2 separate regions of the Homo sapiens genome follow, and region 1 is linked to region 2. A link is an interaction called in ENCODE POLR2A ChIA-PET data of the cell type or tissue named here. Cell type or tissue: OCI-LY7. All regions are shown on one strand. Each heading gives the region's core, and the rest is flanking DNA. Links, peaks and the distances in the headings are about the cores only. Region 1 overlaps FCHSD2 (FCH and double SH3 domains 2). Region 2 overlaps IUR1 (imatinib upregulated ABL suppressing lncRNA 1).

Region 1 (10,117 bases), core at 4,248-6,747, 150 kb after region 2:
AATTTTAATGTTTTATAACATTAAATAATCTAAAATAGATTGTAATCTATATAAAATAGATCATTTTCATGTCTTATATAAGCCAAGATTATATTTTATATAATTAATTATACCCCCAATTGAAACTTAAAGAAGGCAGGTGACAATGGAACACAAATTGCTGAGTGACCTATGATGAAACACATTATTGTGACGGTGATGAAACAAGATTGTATATGTTCTGCCATCTTCACTGATACTTTTGAAATAAATTCTAAATATGGAAAGATGGGGTTTTTGTGAGACTAGGGGGGAAACTTTCTAATGTATTGTAAGGAAAGGAGCTTCTTTTTAGCATAATACTTATTTTAGAAAAATATATGTGTTTGTATTTTTGAATATAAACAAAAGATTTAGACGTGGCTAGTTAATATCCCACATACGAATTGTAATGAAGGTGGATGAGAATGGAATACAGATTGTGTCCTCAGTGACCTACTGATATCTTAAAAGTATATGTTTGTTTAGAATTTGGTTTCTTTTGGCCAGGGGCAGTGGCTTACGCCTGTAATCCCAGCACTTGGGGAGGCCAAGGCAGGTGGATCACCTGAGATCAGGAGTTCAAGACCAGCCTGACCAACATGGTGAAACCCTGTCTCTACTAAAAATATAAAAATTAGCCAGGTGTGGTGGCGGGCACCTGTAATCGCAGCTACTTAGGAGGCTGAGGCAGGAGGATTGCTTGAACCTGGGAGGCAGAGGTTGCATTGAGCCGAAATCATGTCACTGCACTCCAGCCTGGGCGACAGAGTGAGACTCCAGCTCAAAAAAAAAAAGAATTTGATTTCTTTTTTGAGGTCAATTTGGAAGTATTTATTATCTTTTACGCTCAGGAGTTGTCCTTTGTGTTGAAGGACCCAGAAGTCAGTGACCTCAGAGCTTGCAGTCTGGTTAGGATTATGACCAAATACCCTTCAAACAATAGCAGAGAATCCAGGGTAATTGAGAACTTAGTATTGAAGCGCATGGTTTAGAGTCTGAATACGAAATCAAGCTGTTGAATTGTCAGTGATGATTGACATCAGATGATTTCTTAAGAATGTGGCAATGAAGCTAGAAAACTGAAGGATATATGATAAGAAGCCCTAATAATTCTTCACAGTGGCCTACTGATATCATGGAAGGTGTCTTGAGAGCAATAAATAATAGAACAGTATGATTGCAATAGAGCATATTAAAGCAAAACAGGAAATAAAAATATTAATAGATTTTCTTCATGCCTGTAATCCTAGCACTTTGGGAGGCCGAGGTGGAAGGATCACTTGAGGCAAGTAGTTCAAGACTAGACTGGGCAGTATAGTGATACTCCATCTCTACAAAAAAATACATTAGCTGGGTGTGGTGGTACGTGCATGTAGTCCCAGCTACTCAGGAGGCTAAGGCAGGACGATCGCTTGAGCCCAGGAGTTGAAGGCTGCAGTGAGCTATGAATGCACCACTACCCTCCAGCCTGGGTGACAGAGTGAGACTCTGTCTCCCAAAAAAAAAAAAAAAAAAAAAAAGAAACCACACAGATTTTCTTAAGGATTTTCTGTATCTGCAAAATTCAGCTAAGGAGGAAGAGAGGAGAGATGAAATTCTAGGCAAGAGAGGCAAGTAGAACAAAACCTTGAGGTGACAGTGAGCATGGGATGTTCAGTGTTGCTGGTATAAGGAAATCAGCCTAAGAAGAAGATTGCTTGCAGTAAAGAAGGATCCAACTTATAGATAGTTAGGCTGGGCATGGTGGCTCATGCCTGCAATCCCAGTGCTTTAGGAGGCTAAGATGGGAGGATTGCTTGAGGCCAGGAGTTATATTCCAAGTTTATTTAAAATTCAGGATTCAGGTTACCAAAGAAATAAGGATTAAAAAGCTATGCTCCTAGGCTAGCTTATAAACCCTAATTTAAAAAAGTATTGCAAGCCAAGATATACAAAATATTTACTATGTGGCAGACACTGTGCTAAGAACTCATTTCCCATGATTATCAGAACAGCTCTGTGAGGTAGATATAATAATTCTCATTTTATACTATAGGAAACCAGGTCTCAGGTTATATGTCTTACTCAAGGTCAGATAGCTATTTAAACACACATTTATTCTTTCTTTCTTATTCATAGGATACATATGAAATACCTACTACATGTCAGCGGTTAAAGTAGACCTTAGGATTAGAGAGGCTAGAAGATATGTTGTCTGTCCTTTGTAAGCATACAGGAGATAGCCACTATAAATAGTTGCAGAATTGGGTAGTAGGAGAGGGGCACTGGAGCCATAGAAGAAAACCTGGGCTTGTAGAGCCAGGTCTTAAAGAATGTGCAGGAGTTTTCCAGGCAGACAGTTTGGTAAAAGAAATTCTAAGTGAAAATAACCCCTTCCAGGCATGGAGCATGAGAAAATGTGACTGTTAGGTAACAGTTCAGTAGGGTTGCTGTGAAGTATGTGGGTTAGAGGTTAACTGGAGTGGTGGAGATTAAGGATACATCATAGGTAGGCATCATAAAAGGACTTTACATATCACAGTATAGAGTTTGCTTTTTTATTCAGAACGTAATGGAGGTGTTGAAATGTTTCCATGAGAGGAATCATATTATCATCTTTACTTTAATGATAGTGTAAAGGTGGATTCGAGGGGTGTGAGGAAGACTTCAGAAAGGATAGAATGGCAGGAATTTAATTCCTCATCATCTCATATTTGAACCAAGGAAATTGTAGCAGAAATCAAGTTGTAGGGAAGATTTCAGAGATATTTAGAAGACTTAAGCCAGAGGACTTGCAAATGATTTGGCAGAGTTTTGTTTTTTGTGTTTGTCAAATTTGTTCTGAGACAAATTACATATATAAACAGTTTTCTTCATATTTAAAATAGCTCTTGCAACATTGAAAGCACTTGATAAATATTTACTGACTGAATGAATGAAGCAGGGGGAGAGAGATGAAGAATTATACAATGACTCCCAGGTGTTTTCATTTAGGCAACTGAGAGGATGGTGGTGCTATTGTGAAAAAGACAATAGAAAGATCAGGATTGAGGCTGAGAACAATTGCCAGTGTTTTTGTTTATTTGGAGCTTATTTTAGTTTTGTTATTTAAAATTTTCCATTTAACTTTTTCGTATTTATATTTGCATTGGTAGTTTTAAATTCTTATCCAAGTAATACATGTTTTTTATCAAGTAGGTAAACAGTACAGGAGTATAAAGAATATCATTTCCCAAGCATCTTCCATTCACATTTCTGCTCCCCTAGGGTAATTGCTATTACAAGTGTGTGGTCTTTTCTTTCACATTTTTTTCTGTGTGATTCACACATGGGCATACATAGTTTTGTTGTTTCTAACAGAACTGCAATTATTATATACATGCAGTCTGTAACACCCTTGCTCCCCGCCCACACACTTAAGGAGTCTATTTTAGAAATCCCTTCATGTCAGTATGTTCTGGTCCCTCATTCTTTTTAATGCCTGCTTTAGTGCCATAGTATTGATGAACTATACTTTTGTTATCCACATCCCTATTTGTAGTTATTTAGTTTATTAGTATTTCAAATAATGCAGTGAATAAGTTCTGTATGAACATAAGTATATTTTTGTACACTGAAAGTGTATCTGTAGGGTAAATTCTTAGAGGGAGAAATGCTGGATCAAAGGGTTTATATATTTAAAATGTTGATATTGGAGGGAGGGTCTTCAAGGTGGCTGACTAGGGGCACTTCGTACCTCCTCCACTAAGAAGAACCAAACTAGTGAGTGAATAATCACATGTTGACTAGATCATCCAAGAGAACACTGGAATTCAACAGAAAAGTGACAGGAAATACCTAAAGTTAAAAAGGAAAGGGAAACAAGGTAGCCTGTTCAGGTGGGATTAGTCAGGAGCCAAGAGAGACCCCCATTGGTCCACATTCCCACTGTAGACTTCTGTAGTGCTGGCCATGGAAGAGCCCTTCAACCTTCCTGGGCCTTGAAACTAAGATAGGGAGCTGCCAGGAGATTGTGTGATGGCACTACACCAAGAAGGGAGCTCATGCTGGGTCCCACACACGCTCTGAGAACTAAGCAACTGCAGCAAGGCACTATTTTAGAGCCCTGCCCCCAACAGACTGTGCACTGTCCTGGGGTCCAGCATCACTAGGGCTAAACCACAAGAGAAGTGTGAGCTGCTGCCCTTGGGGCCAAGCTGTGGGTTAACACTGTTAGGTTAGCAGTGTAAGTGCTGCTGGGGAGCGAGTGGTGCTGGGGCAAGTATTCCCCACCTGCTAGCCTAGGTGGTGCACATGTTCCCCACCTGCTAGCCTAGGCTTCCAGCTCAGAAGGTAGCCCTCCCTTTTCCAGTGGCAGGGCAGCAGTGCAGCCACTACTGCCTCCCACCTGAGCATTCTGCCAGTGGCCTAGGGATCAGCCTGCCCCTGCCTACCATGGCTGGCACCTGCACATATTGTTGAGAGCCTGAGGGCAAGCCACCCCAGCCTGACTTCATATCCCTACTCCATGCCAGAGCACACAGGCTAGGGTCCAGGAGATTGCCCAGCACATTCTACCACCATTGGCACCTGAATACTCCTCTAGGGGGCCTGAGGTTGGTTCTACCCACCCCTGCCACTACAATCACAGCTGACACCTACCTGCACATGGCACCTGCAGGCTTGGAGACTGAGCTGCCCACCCCCTCACAGCCACCACCAACACCAGCATACACTGCTCAAGACCCAGAAGATTATCCCATCACTGCCACTGCTGTTTTATGCCAGCTGCCCAGAGGCCCAAGAATCTGCCCACCCACCCAGCTCACTGCTGCCACTACCAGCATCTGAGTAAGCCACCTGAAGGCCAAGAATTGGCCCACCTGGACTACTAGTGCCAACTCACCACTGCCTCTACTGGGGCTCAAAGACTGGCCTACCTGGTGCCCCAGTCCTCAGCAAAACTTTACCACAGGCCCCACTAATAACTGCACCTGAAACCACTGAATAAATTACAAACACCACTGACACTGTTCATAGCCAAAGAAATCGTACAGATACCGTACCACTGCAAGCACCCAGAATCAAGGCCAAAGGGCCCTACCAAACAACACCATAGATCTATCTTCAGGAAAACATTCCCTACAGAAGCAAATTCAAAAAACTGGAAGAAGTGACTATCACATCAGATGTGCAGTTATCAATGTAGGAAACATGAAAAAGCAAGGAAATATAACTCCAAAGGAATAACATAATTCTCTAGTAACAGATCCCAATAAAAAACAAATTTACAAAATCCTGGAAAAAGAATTCAAAATGTTGATATTAAAGAAGCTCAATGAGATACAAGAAAATTCTGAAAAACAGTACAGAGAAATCAGAAAAACAATTCAGGATATGAATGAGAAATTTACCAAAGAGAGATATAAAAAAGAACCAAACAGAAATTCTGTAATGGAAGAATTCATTGAATGAAATACAAAATACATTTGAAAGCTTCAACAATAGACTAGATCAAGCAAAAGAGAAGATCTCAAAACTTGAAGACAGGTCCTATGAAATAACCCAAGCAGTCAAAAAGAAGAAAAATAAGAAAGAATTAACAAAGCCTTTGTGATATATGGGACAACATAAAGTGACCAAATACACATATTATTGGTTTCCCAGATGGCAAAGAGGGAAGGGAAGGTTAGAAAAATCTATTTGATGAAATAATAGACAAAAACTTCCCAAGTCTAACGAGATTTAGACATCCAGATACTGGAGGCTCTGAGACCCCCCCAGGCAGATGAAATGCAAAAAGGCATTCTCCATGGTACATTATAGTCAAACTATCTAACATCAAAGACAAAGAGAGAATTCAAAAAACAGCAAGAAAAAAAGCATGCAGTAACCTGTCAAGGAACTGCTATGAGACTACTAGCAGATTTCTCAGCAGAAACCTTTACAGGCCAAGAGAGAATGGTATGATATATTCAAAGTACTGAAAGAAAAAAAAAACTACCAACCAAGGGTACTGTATTCAGCAAAATTATCCTTCATAAATGAAGGAGAAGTAAATTCTTTCCCAGACAAGCAAAAGGTTAGGGAATTCATCACTACTAGACTGGCCCTAAAATATTAATATTGGAAGTTGTTCCCCATAAACTGTATAAATATATTTAATTTTTTCTAGTATGACTTTGTTTTTTGAGACACTTCTCACTCCATCACCCAGGCTGGAGTGTGGTGGCATGATCTTGGCTCACTGCAACCTCCACCTCCCAGGTTCAAGTGATTCTCATGCCTCAGCCTCCCGAGCAACTGGGATTACAGGTGTACGCCACCACACCTGGCTAATTTTTGTATTTTTAGTAGAGATGGAGTTTCACCATGTTGGCCAGGCTGGTCTCAAACTCTTTGATCTCAAGTGATCAGCCCACCTCAGCCTCCCAAACTGCTGGGATTACAGGCGTGAGCCACCACACCCAGCCTGTAGTATGATTTTAAATTGTCCCTTTGTTTTTATTTTTTACCAACAGTGCATGTAATCAGTCTTTTAAATTGTTTGCCTATCTGATGATACATGCAGCATTTAATGTCATTAAAACCTCAATTTGCATTAGACTTTTGTAACACTACTTTCTCTTGGACCTTTTTTTTTTTTAAATTTGAGAACAGGTTTTCATTCCTTTCTATGTAAATGCTTCTCAAAAATCCCTCAGCTCTCTAATGACTTTTAAGTAAGCTTATTTATATTCTTGTCTTTAAATCTTGACTATGAACTGGTAATAATAATATATTTTTATTAACTTTTCAACTTGGGAAACAAAAAGCTGCCTCTAATTTTACCTTCTTTGTAGATCTCTTCATATCTGAAATGTTAAGTAGCTGCTTGTTTGCATGTGATTTCTTTCACAATTCCATCTGCTATAATGACACAAACTATATCTTTATATCTTTGTAAAACAGGCCTACTGTCACTCCCCTGCTTGAAAATCTTCTATTGTTTTTCCTTGCCGATGGGATAAATTTAAATTTCTTTTCATGATATTCAAAACCATGAAGAAACCTGGCACCAAATTATCTCTCTACTTACCTCTGGCCATTTCTGCTTTCATCCTTGGTTTTCCAACCTTTGGGCACCTCAGTTGCAGTTGTGTTTCAGTTCTTATCAACACCTCCACTGGACTGAAAGCAGTCTTTTTCCTTGTCTTTATTTCTGTTACCCAGGCTTAGGATATTCTCCCTTTCTACTACCAATAACAACCATGTATGAACATTTATTAAAACACCATTCTTCTTGTTACTAGTTATTATATAAATTATTCTTAGGTTATGAACTTAATCACATTTTCTTTTCTTTGTTTTGAGACAGTCTCGGTCTGTCGCCCAGGCTGGAGTGCAGTGGTACAGTCTTGGCCCACTGCAATGTCTGCCTCCTGGGTTCAAGCAATTCTTGTGCCTCAGCCTCCTGAGTAGCTGGGATTACAGGTGTGCATCACCATGCCCTGCTAATTTTTGTATTTTTAGTAGAGATGGGGTTTTACTATGTTGGCCAGGCTGGTCGCAAACTCCTGGCCTCAAGTGATCTGCCTGCCTCAGCCTCTCAAAGTGCTACAGGCGTGAGGCACTGCAGCCAGCCCTTAATCACATTGTCCTGAGTTGTCTTGAGATGTGATGCCAGTAGAAAGGTGTATTTCTAAGCCTAGGGAAGACCTGTGGTTTTGTTTGTTATATCTTAAACACTTTTTACTTTGAGATAATTGTAGCCACACATAGTCGTCAGAAATAATAAATACAAAGAGTGCTCTTACATTCCCCACCCAGTTCTCCCAGTGGTAATATCTTGCATAACTGTAGTACAATATCACAACCAAGAAATTGATACTGATACAGTCATCCAACTTAATTCAGAATTCGTTAGTTTTATACACATTCATTTGTGTGTATGTGTGTGCATATTGAGTTCTGTGCAGTTTTACCACATTTGTAGCTTTGTGTGACCTCTTCCACACTTAAGATCTTGTTAAGAATTTCTTGATTTCTTTCTTTTCTTTTCCTTTCTCTTTTTCCCCCCTTTTTTCTTTCTTCTTTCCTTTCTTTCAAAACAGGGTCTCACTTTTGCACCCAAGCTGGAGTGAAGTGGCTCACTGTAGCCTCAAACTCTTGGATCCAAGTGATCCTTCCACATCACCTCCTGCATAGCCACCACTACCACCATGCTTGGCTAATTTTAAAATTTTTTTTGTAGAGATGAGGTTTTGTTATATTGCCCAGGCTGATCTCAAACTCCTGGCCTCAAGCAATCCTTCTGCCTCAGCCTCCCAAAATGCTGGGATTACATGCGTGAGCCACTGTGCCCAGCCTTGATTTATTTCTTAATGAGAAATTTCTTCTGGTAAAGTTTTCTAGGTTTTCCTAGATATCTTATATGATATTCATAAAAGAAATCGTTCACAGCATGAACTTAGGTGGTATATGGATGAATGGTTTTGTATTTTACTAGTTATAACCTAATTATTATGGCAAGTATTTTTCAGTTAGAATAGTGATATAAAATCGTAAGATACATATATTTTAGTTTAAAAGGTTAGTCCTTTTAACAAAAATGATAAGAAAATAATGGTACAGAAGATAGGAGACAAAAATAGTAGATGATGTGTACAAAGGACTTAGGATACATAAGTCTTGGTATAAACTATATCAGAATGAAGAGGCCCTTTTTAATGTTCAGCATTGTTACTGAGACTAAGAACAATCTTGTGTCAGCAAAAGACAGAGGTTTGGGAGCCAGACACATTTGGTTTCAAATCTAGGCTCCATCATTCCTTCCTCTCCTCCTCCAGTAAATATGTATTGAGTGCCTGCTATGCCATACCCTGTGCCGAACATACAACAGTGAATGAAACAGAGCTTCTGCTGCATGGAGCCTACATTCTAATGAGGGAAGACAAACAGTAAACAAGTGAATAATTAAACATATATGCCAATTGGCGGTAAGAGCAGTAAGCATAGTAGGGAGAATACAGAGGGCCAAGAAGTGATTGCGCAGCAATTGCTGTAATGTGCAGAGCACAGGTGTTGGGGGACAAGGCAGAAGCAGAGAGGGCAGGTAGGAGACTGTTGCAGTAATCTAGGCATAAGGTGAGGGTGGCTCAAAGCGGGGTAGTCACAGTGGAGGAGACTGGCAGTAATTAAATTCCATGGTATTTTTTAAGTCTAGCAAACAGGATTTCTTGATGGAGCAGATATGATAGACAAATGAGGAATCAATGATGATTCCAGGGCTTTGGGTTTGAGCCAACTACTAGAAGGTTTGAGTTGCTGTCAGTGAGATGGAATAGATAGATTGCCAGAACAGATTTTAGGGAAATCAAGAATTTAGTTTTGTACATGTTAGGTGTAAAGGTGCCTACTAAATATCCAAGTTGGATATGTTGAACAGGCAGTTAGGGTTTAGGGAAGGTGTCTGGGCAGGAATTAAAAATTCAGGAATTGGGCTGAGAGTAGTGGTTCATGTATGTAATCCCAGAACTTTAGGAGGCTAAGGCAGGAGGATGGCTCAAAGCCAGGAGTTCAAGATGCAGATTAAGCAACAAAGTGAGATACTATTTTTATTTAAAAAAAAAAATAGCCACATGCAGTGGCTCATGCCTGTAGGCCCAGTTACTTGGGAGGCTGAGGCGGGAGGACCACTTGAGTCCAGGGGTTCGAGGCTGTAGTAAGCTGTGATCATGCCATGCACTCCAGCCTGAGCAACAGAACAAGACCCTGCCTCTTTAAAAAAAAAAAAAAAAAAAAAGTTTAGGAATAGTCAGGATATTGATACTCTTTAAAGCCATGAGACCGGATGGCTTTAAAACCATCTGTAGAATGAGATCATCTAAAGAGTGAATGTAGGCCTGGTGCAGTGGCTCACACCTGAAATTCTAGCACTTTGGAGGCTGAGGTAGGAGGATTGCTTGAGCCCAGGCGTTTGAGGCTACAGTCAGCTATGACTGTGCCACTGCACTACCACCTGAGTGGCAGAGCAAGACCTTATCTCAAAAAAGAAATAATAAAAATAAAATAAAAATTTAAAAACAATTTTCAACAGAGTGAATGTAGTTAGAGAAGAGAAGAAGCCTGGGGTCTGACTTGAGGGCACTCCAGTATT
Region 2 (10,117 bases), core at 3,264-5,763:
TCAGCTGAGAATTGAATGGCCCATCAAAAAACCTGGGCAGGAGCTGGGCACGGTGGGTCACACCTATAATCCCATAATCCCAGCACTTTGGGAGACTGAGGCAGGTGGATCATTTGAGGTCAGGAGTTCGAGACCAGCCTGGCCAACATGGTGAAACCCCGTCCCTACTAAAAATACAAAAAATAGCTGGGCATGGTGGCACACGCCTGTAATCCCAGATACTTGGGAGGCTGAAGCACCAGGATGGCTAGAACCCCAGAGGCAGAGGTTGCAGTGAGCCAAGATTGCACCATTGCACTCCAGCCTGGGTGACAGAGTGAGACTCTGTCTCAAAAAAAAAAACAAAAAAAAACAAAAAACCCTTGGGCAGGATCCTAAAATGCAGCCTAGGTGTGTGCCTCCATTTATACCCCTCGCCAAAGAGCAAGACTCAACATTTCTCTTAGAATTGCCCCAAAGTAAATCTTTACCTCAAGGCCTTAGTGAGGAATGGTTATTGTATTGTAGATTCCTGTCTAGAGATGGAGTAGTGTTTTACATCAAACAGTCCACAGCAACTCTCTCTCCTCTCAAGCAACCCCAGGCTCCTCTCCTCACCAGTGAACCCCACCTCCACCTTTCCTGCCCTCTCCCCACACTACTTTTTTTATAGCACAATTAGCTCTGGGGTTCTCTTCCTTACCCGTGATATATAAGGCTGTGATCTAGCATAGGAAAGGCCATCACCCTGACCCTGAACAAGACTTCGTTCTCAGCAAACCAAAAACCTGCAACCTACCTAGGTATATTTTCCTTAGAAGGCATGGAGGAAATTGTAAATTTTCTTGTGATTATGGTAGTATCATTATATAATTTCAGATCTGAATTTTTGTTATATATGAGAAAAATGACTTGATTTTTAAATCATTGTACATTACATAGATGTCAAATTACAATATAAAATGATTTTTATATTGTAAAAATTATAAAATATACAACATAAAAATTATAAATATACAATATAAAATATATAATTTTATATTGTAAAATTTTGTATATTGTATGTATTTATAATTATAATATCAAATAATTTTTTAAATTATGTACCCAGAAGGAAAAATATTAATTTGAAGTCATATTTTTTCCAGCTTTACTGAGGTATAATTGAGAAATAAAATGTATATATAATCAAGGTGTACAATGTGATATTTTTACATAGGTATACATTGTGAAATGCTTACCACAATCAAGCTAATTAACATATTCATCACTTTACAGAATTACCTACATTTTCTGAAACATATTTTTTTCCTGTCGTGTGTTATAATTCTTCAGAACCAAATATATACCACACTGCTAAATCACCCCTTAACTGGAGATCAGTTTATGCAAATTACCCAGAGTCCTTTTAACACATTATTTTTCTGCTTAAATTGGTCATTTTTTGCTGTCACTTGCTCCCACAACCCTACAGATGCAGTGGATCCCTCCTGTCCCTTGCCCTAGCTCAGCTTCTGCTTTCTCATAGCCTGCACTGACTCAGGCAGCTACCCACTCCCTCTTTTCTGAGTCTTCCTGCCTCATCTCCTGTTTCCAACAGCTTAGCTTCCTCCTCAGATCTCAGGTTCAAATTCCTCAGAGGAATGAATGGCTGGCCCAACTTAATCCCTGTCTTCCAGTTTGGGCCCCAAGCTTTTTGGGTTGAACCAGCTCTGAAATCTCCAGCAAGTCCATAGCTTAGCTGCTCTGAGGCGTTCAGCTGTAGATAAGGGAGGTGGAGGGTTGTGGAACAGGGTGAGGGGAGAGCCCTTGAGCAAAATGGCTGTCATGACAAACACTCTGGAGCTTAGTCCATTCAGAACTGGGGGTGACTGTCCCCTTGCCACATTACACTTAGAATGTGGGCTCCCATTCCAAATCCCAAACCAGGAGAAAGCCCTGGATTGAGTGGTACCTTCCTGACCAGAGAAGAGAGACTGGAACAACAAGGGAACATCACTCACAGGGACAGGGGAGGGAGAGAAGGGGCCACAGAGGACATAATCTCCACCTTTGCCTGCAGACAAGGTCTCCAAGCACAGAAGCTGAGCTATTCCGGGTGGCCTGGAAGGAAGTATCAGAACCAGGTATGGATGTTACAAGGAGGGCAGACTCCATTTCAGCTTTTAAAATATTTTTCTCACAGTCAGAGCTGCTCCATAACAGACCAGGCAACCTTTGAAGGTAATGAGCTGTGTATTTTGGCAAGGTTGTAATGGACAGAATTCCTATAAGGTTGCAGTGGGTTGAACTTTGAGGTCTTTGAGGTCTCTTGCAGCCCTGAGCTTTGCTATTTGGAATACTTAGTTGAATAAATGAAGAGTGAATAGCTACTTATTATTTGCTGGTTGAATGAAGGTTGATTTGTTAGAGAAAGTGAATGAATGAATGAAATTAGTAGTCCTAATAAATACAGAATGCTTGACTGAATGAAGACTGGTTCATTCATTGATTAGTTGAATGAAGGTTGATTGGTTGGTTGCAAGAAAGAATTCATAAATGTAGGTCATAGATGAGCAGGCTGCTTAAATGAAGGTTTGGTGGCTGATAGGATTCAGTTCCTTGGCACTTGCTATCTTCTCTTATCTTGCCCTTTATCCTGCTTTTCTTTCTTTTCCTTCCAAGTGTAGTCAAGAACTGTTTTCATTTGTGTGCTGGGTGTGCAAAACATTGCAGACTAAAGACTCCTTTTGCATAAACAAGATTGGTTGCCCAGGCACATGCTTATGGTGACTGGTCTAACCTGCTTCTGAACTAATGGGTGATCTGAATTTAGCATCTTGGCCTAGGGAGTGGAACTGAAGGTCACAACTGGAGCTGGGCCTCACGTAGGCTCCCTCATGTGTAGGCAGAAAATGCTGTCTTCTCTGTGGGTGAGCAAAGGTTGCCTATTTGCAAGAAACTATATCCCAAACATTCTTTCAAAGTGCCTAAAATTCCACCAGTAGAATTACACCTTCTTTGCACAACAGAGCTGAAAGGCTGTTGAAGCAGCACATTCCAGCAACCTTTTGCTCAGATTGTTGTGCCTTTGGAGTAACTGTGATCCTTGGTGAAATGTGAATGGAGTCAGGGAAGGGATGCATGTGAAGCCCTTAGTGGCTGGATTAACCAACTGTTGTCACCAGCTCCTTCGGTCAATTTGGTCTATTAGCTGAGCTCAGTGCTCCTAATGGGGAACAGAGGAACCTGGACCCAGGCTGGATAAGCTTTGTAGGGACAGTGAACAGGAAATAGCCTGAGTACTTGAGTACTATCATGGGCTGTAGACATAGGCAAGGGGCCATGGTGGAATCCTGAAGATGAGGAGCGGCTCTTGAAGGGGACCCACGAAGGAAACCTAAGTAAGGAAAGAGGCCCAGAGACTTTCCCTCCCATTCCCCAGGGTTGTCTTGAGCTGGCTTGGGTGCAAAAAGGAATAATATACTTTCCTGGTCCCCCTCATCCTGCCCCACCTCTGGAACTAGAGAACCAAATAACTTGAGAACTGCATGTAACTTGTGTGGTCCCTCCACCAGCTTAAGGTAAAAACTATGGCCAAATTTTTTCCCCATTAATTGCTTGAGCTCCACAAGATTTTATCAGCAGGAAGTTCAATCTGGCCCTCTGGAGGCCTTCCCCCATGTCACAGGAGTGCTCAAAACCCACAGGGACTACACTAGCTCCTTTCCAACAAAGGCACTCTTGAGTCCCAGTCTTGCTCCATCTTACTGTTCAGAGTCCCAGCAGCTGTGAACACATGACCCCCAAATCCAAGCTTTCATTCACACTCCTGAGCTCCAGCAAGTTTCACCAGGAGGAAGGTCCAGAGGGGCTTCTAGGTCCTCAGCCCCAGAGTTAAGCCTGGCCACCAGTCCAAGGCTCCTTCCTACACCACTGGGGGCTCAGGGGTTCTTTCCTTCCAACAAGTGGGGCTCACTGGGGATGGTCATCTTAGCAGCCAGATAACTTTGAACCTCACAAGGAAAGTGACTGGACCTTCTTCCATTTGTGCCCTGGGGCTCCTTTGTCAACGTCTCACTCCTCCCAAATATGTTGCCTTTTTCTTCAGCTCTGCATCCCATTTGATGTTAGGAGAGGCAGCCTTTGTTGGGCCACAAAAGGTCCTGTTTTGTCTCCCAGGTGCTACTTACATCTGATAAACTCAAGTGGTGGACAGAACAGAGAGGGCCTCCTCCAAGGTGACTTGCTAAGTCCTCCCCTAACGACGAAATAGAGAAGCTTCCTGCCCCTGTTACACATGGCCTCCTCCCGGTAAGTATCCCAGAAAGGAAGTGACTTCAGTGACCATTAGTCAGGGACTTTTATACTATGCCACTGGGTTCCTCAGAAAAGACCTCTGTGTGGGGCAAGTCAGGGAGAGGGAGACCAAGAGAAAGTGCCCTCTACACACGAGCACCCCCTCAATACACATACACGCATGCACGCACACGCACGTGCATAGTTATCAGCCCCATGCGACCTTACCTGCCCTTCTTGCCTCCAGTTAACCACTATCAACTCCTCACCAAAGCCTTCATGCAGTCTTTGGGTAACTTTTCCTCTGATTAAAGAACCCTGCAGCTAAAATACGGTTTTTGTTTTGTTTTGTTTTGCTTTGTTTTTTATTTAGAGACAGGGTCTTGCTCTGTCATCCAGGCTGGAGTGTAGTGGTGTAATCATAGCTTACTACAGCTTTGAACTTCTGGGCTCAAGTGATCCTCAGCCTCCCAAGAAGCTGGAACTACAAATGTGCACCACTGTGCCTGGCTAATTTTTTCTTAAATTATTTTGTTGTTGTTGTTGTATAGACAGGAGTCTGCTTAGGCTGGTCTCGAACTCCTGAGCTAAAGCAATCCTCTGCCTTGGACTCCCAAAGCATTGGGATTACAGGCACGAACCACTGCACCTGGTCAAATATGTTTTTTGAAAAAAAATCTCCAGGCCAACCACAATGAGATACCACTTCACACCCATTATGATGGATATAACTTTTTGTTAAAAGGAAAATTACAAGTGTTTGCAAGGATGTAGGAAAATTGGAACCCTAGTGCACTGCTCATAGAAATGTAAAATGGTGTAACCACTGTGGAAAACAGTTTGTTGGTTCCTTTAGAAGTGAAACATTGAGCTACCAAGTTGATCCAGCAATTTCCCTTCTAGGTCTATATCCCCCAAAATGGAAAGCAGAGACTTAAGCAGATACTTATATACCAATGTTCACAGCAGGATTATTCTCAATAGCCAAAAAGTGGAAATAACCCAATTGTCCATCAACAGATGAATGGCTAAACAAAATGTATACCCATAAGGTGAAATATTATTCAACTTTTAAAAAGGAATGCAGTACTGACACATGTACAACATGGATGAATCCTGAAAACATTATGAAAGAAGCCAGATACACACAAAAAACAAGTATTGTATGATCCCACTTATATGAGGTACCTAGAAAAGGCAAATTCATAGACCAAAAGCAGAATAAGAGGATTATCAGGGGTAGGAGGAAGGGGAATGGGGAGTTAATGTTTAATAATTACAGAGTTTCTGTTTGGGATGATGAAAAGCTTTGGAAATGGGCTGGGCGCAGTGGCTTACACCTGTAATCCCACCACTTTGGGAGGCTGAGGAGGGCAGATCACCTGAAGTCAGGAGTTCAAGACCAGCTTGACCAACATGGTGAAACCCATCTCTACAAAAATACAAAAAAATTAGAGGGGCATGATGGCGGGTGCCTGTAATTCCAGCTACTCAGGAGGCTGAGGCAGAAGAATTGCTTGAACCTGGGAGGCGGAGGTTGCAGTGAGCCATCATGCCATTGCACTCCAGCCTGTGCAACTGAGCAAGACTCCGTCTCAAAAAAAAAAGCTTTGGAAATGGATAGTGGAGCACAACATTGTGTATGTACTTAATGACACTGCATTGTACATCATTGTACATCTAAAATAGTTAAAATTGTAATTTTTATATTCCGCGTATATTTTTATCACATACACACAATGCCCATGCCACCTTTCTCTGCCTCAAGCAGAGGCAAAGCTTTCCATGGAGCTTTCTCCCTCCTTGGCCGAGCAGTTAGATGGGACGAGAGACACGGGAGCACCCAGCCAGCACCTGCACACAGGAGCAGTCTCTTCCACTTCATCTGCCTACAGACTGTCCTGACCAGACGAGCCCTTAGTGTTTACAGAGTCCACCTCTTCATCGTACAGACGGGAGTGTGATATGCCCAAAGTCATATACTTTGGTGACTCACTGCCCCATGCTCTCTCTCTCCTGGGCTGGTATGCTGGGAACAGACAACTTTGGGGCTAGGCAGGGTTTCTCTGGGAGGTGATGACATATGACCTCTGGCCTCTGAAGGCTCCTCAACTGGGCTAGGGTGGGGACCAGGATACTGAGAGCTAGGATGGTCTCACACCCAGATGAAGACATAGCCACCTCCACCTAGATGTGATGGGGACACCCCACCTACTCCCCAAGCATTTCCTTAGTCCCATTCCTCCCTCCCATCCTGCCCTGTCCTCCCATGTGACATCACTCCTCTGGCCTGTGTCCCCACAAGACTCCGTAGGGTAGAGAACGACAAGATAGGACAAACTGATAGGCCTGGATGTAGGGTGCCCAGATTAGTTTATCTGTTCAGCAAACTGTCCTTTGCAGGAAAAGCCTGCCCCCGGTGCTGCTGAGCATCGACTTGGAGGGCAGGCATGTCTGAGCCCTGAGGTCAGGAGAAAACTTCCTACTACTCCAGGTGCTTTTCCAGGTCTAGAATTTCTTGGCCAAGGGACAGAGCTTCAAATCATTTCCCAGCAAAGCGAGAAAGATGTCATGTCCACAATGTCTGAATTAACAAAGGCAGCTGGGAGCCAGGAGGGAGAGATCAACAGAAAACAGTTAAGATGGATCAGTGCAGGGACAGAGGATAGTACAGATGGCAGGTTGGATAAAGGTCCTGAGCCTGCCTGGAATGGGGGATCTGGGAGAGCTTCCTGACAGAGGGAACTCCTAATCTGAATTCTAGGTAATCTATAGGAGTTAGGCAGGCCCAAAGGATGGGAGCTGAGGAAGGTCTAGTCAGTGGGGTTGTTCTGGCATTGACTGGGGGCCCTGTTCCCTGAGACCCCAGTGTGAGCTGGAATGGGGGAGGGGGTTATAGGAGAAGGTTGCTCTAGGTTCCTGGCAGCGCTATGGGGTAGGAGGGTGGATGGCTGACAGTGAATCTTAGAGGAGAATCCCACACAGGTGAGGGGTGGGTTCCCTGATCCCCCACTATCCTGGGAGGAGCCCTCCTGGCCTGGGGAGGTAGGTCTCAGCTGACAGCCTGGCTGGGTGTAAGTACTCTCTTTGGCCTGGTGGCTTTCTTCCTGATGACCTTCAATCCCACTCAGGCCACCCCCTTTACATCTGCCTGACACCCGCCCTCCTGGAGGCTCTACTTTTCAACCCAGGAGCCCCCGGCAGCACTGGGCCTCAGTGGGGATGGTGTGGGGGTGTGGGGTGGGCAGGGGTGGCTGTGAGAGGGCAGCTCAATCACAATTTGGAATCCTGGCATGTGAGAGCCCAAAGGGACCATAGGGATAGTCTAACTCAAACTTCCCATTTTACAAATGAATACACTGAGATCTAGAACAAGACACAGATAGGGAATTGTCTGTGGCTATTCAGTGAGTTAGAAGCAGAGACAAAATTAGAACCCAGGCCTCTGATCCCAACTGAGATCCTTCTTTCTCTACCCAGGATCTTACAGGAAGGAAATAAGCATTTTAGCTAGAGCAATGAGTCTCAAACTTGATTAAGTCAGCTTGAGACACTGCATTGATGTTAAATGTGGTTCCCTTAGATTCTTTGGAACTAGTCTGCTGATAAATCCGGATATGGACACTGACGCTTAGAGCAGCCTCTTTCATAAGATGCTGTGCATTCCAGTCAAGCCAGAATATTTTCATATGAATGTGTTTAGATTATCATTAAAGTGAACGTACAAAACTTAAAAAATTCAGGTAGCATATCTGCAGACATCCATGAATAAGGCTGGAAACTCATGAAACTGAAGAGCCCAGTTTGAGAAATCCTGGGCTGAAAGGCCAGTCAATCCTGGGGAGTGAGTGGGACAGATCGGGTTTAAGCTACAGTGTCAATTGTGATGGGGCCCAGTGTGGGGCTGGACTCCTGCCCTCTGCCCACTCCATGCCCTAGCCCTCTTCCTCTGATAGGCAGGCCTGGGAGCGTCCTTCCTGTGGTTTCAACCATCTGGGAATCTGCAGGTCGCGGATAGCTCAGAGCCGACCTGGGCTGGACCTGCCCCTCTGGACCTTGAGTCTTTATCTGTAATATGATAGTGTGGATTTGCCTGGAGGGATTGGAAGGGATAGGATGGGGAGAAGGAGACAGGGACAGAGCTGTCAGTGCAAACTGGGCATTTTTTTCTGGTAGTTGATAAGTCAGCAGCTGAAAAGATAATCTTACCTTGTATTCCACTTCTGAGATGTTATCTTTCAGAAATCACGCTAAAGGAAAAGGCATGGCTCTAGAAAGGACTGATAATCACAACTTAGTTATACCCAGAGCTGGTCCCCTAGCTGGGCAGCTTACATTTTTGTTCATAGATAATCAGCTGGCCCTTGTGGCAATCCTGGGAGATGGGGACCCTCTGAGCTCCCTCAGGCCCATACTTCTTCTTCTTCCAAAGTGATCTCAAGGTGTTATCACTGTCTGTGTTCCCATCTTCCCACCACCCCCCCCAACCCAACAGATCTGAGCCCCTCCAGGGTTGCCTCCTTTCTATTCTGTATCCTTAGGGCCCAGCAGCTCACCTGGACCACGGAAAGCACAGAAAGAACTGGCTGAATGAATCAAGAGATCAAGTGTTCTCCCTGAGGCCCTGTAACAGCTCTGCAGCTGACTGCCCAGAAGGAAGCAGAAGTGAGTGACAAGTTGGGGGAACCAGAGCTTGCACACCATAGGCCTGAACACTAGCCTCTGGGGAAAGGCAAGTCCAGCTGACCTTGGTGAAGTTAGGACCCGGGCCGAGGCCACCTCTTCTGGTTCACCCTCTGCTGGCCTCCCAGCTTCTTTGGCTCAGCAACACCCAGGATTCCAGGCATGTTTGCCTCTGGCCTTCTAAAAATACCCAGGCCACCCAGCACCTCCCAGATGTCTGAGCGCTGAGTCTGTGATTTCCCTGCCGGTAATGGGACAGCCCCGGGGTGGGCAGGCGGGGGTGGCTCGAGCAGCTCAAGCCACTTCCTCTGCCTCCCATCCCCTAGCCTACCAGAAGCTGGACCCAGCCCTGCCTCCCAATCCTTGCAAGGCAAAGGAGGGTAGAGGCTAGCAGACCTCAGAGATTGTTGACTCCAGTCTCTTCTTGGGACAGATGGGAGATCTGAAGTCTAAGGATTGCTCATGGCACTTGTGCCATTAAGGTCCTCCTCACCCCACTCCCCAGCACTGTGTTCATGCCTGCTGCTGTCTCACTTCCCACATGCTACTTGGAGTCTAGGTCTTGGAGCCCAACCTGACTTCCTCCATGCAGCTGAAAGCTCCTGACAGCAGTGAAGGGGAGGATCCCTGTGGTCTCCATGGTGCCTGGAAGAGTGTCCAATCCAGAGCACACCATCAGTAAACGTAGATTGGATTGAACAATGTAGTGGCAGCTGGGGCAATGGGTGGAGCACTGGGCTGGAGGACAAAGCCTCTGAATTCTATCTAGCCCAGGGTCAGCCACTGTGATACTATGCATCCTCATCAATTGCCCTGGACAAACCTGTTTCTCCTGGGCTGGATAGGATGGTGTCTAAGGACTGAGCCAGCTCTGCTGATATGAAGCTGCAAGCTGATGCCCTGCTGGATATTCCTGTCCCTTCTCTGCTCTACTGTATGTCTGGGAGAGATGGCACAACCTGTAGGTTCCATCAGCTCCAGGTTCTCAGCTTCTGCTCCTCCCTCCGTGCTTCTGAACATTCCACCTCTGGTCCTAGCCCCTGAGGCCCAGCTCTTCCAATAGTGCCACTTCCACCTCTGCTGCTGGGTACACAGGGGTGAATGCATACCTACCTCGCTCACTAATCATGTGACCTTGGGTAAGGCATTGCCCTTTTCTGGGCTTCAGTTTTATCAT

The links. Peaks named below come from ENCODE experiments on the same cell type or tissue, not always from the same donor. Only the 100,000 strongest peaks of a DNase experiment are listed, where the experiment ranks them.
Region 1: POLR2A ChIA-PET joins it to region 2 with 5 read pairs; 2 of 35 experiments call an interaction of 5 or more read pairs at or near these places.

The regions. Positions count from the first base shown.
Region 1 is chr11:73,005,549-73,015,665 of GRCh38, reverse strand. All of the region lies in intron 4 of FCHSD2 (FCH and double SH3 domains 2), which reads left to right. Among named protein-coding and RNA genes, the nearest start is that of FCHSD2, 130 kb to the left of the region's middle. In OCI-LY7, for the core only: no CTCF peak of the experiment used is centred there; a DNase peak (open chromatin) is centred at 5,485.
Region 2 is chr11:73,156,695-73,166,811 of GRCh38, reverse strand. IUR1 (imatinib upregulated ABL suppressing lncRNA 1) reads left to right here. Exons shown (of 4, transcript XR_950294.3): 2 at 2,042-2,105; 3 at 4,141-4,272; 4 at 8,799-10,117. Among named protein-coding and RNA genes, the nearest start is that of FCHSD2, 19 kb to the right of the region's middle. RefSeq lists enhancers at 8,966-9,145, 9,296-9,435, 9,446-9,495, 9,986-10,075. In OCI-LY7, for the core only: no CTCF peak of the experiment used is centred there; a DNase peak (open chromatin) is centred at 4,321.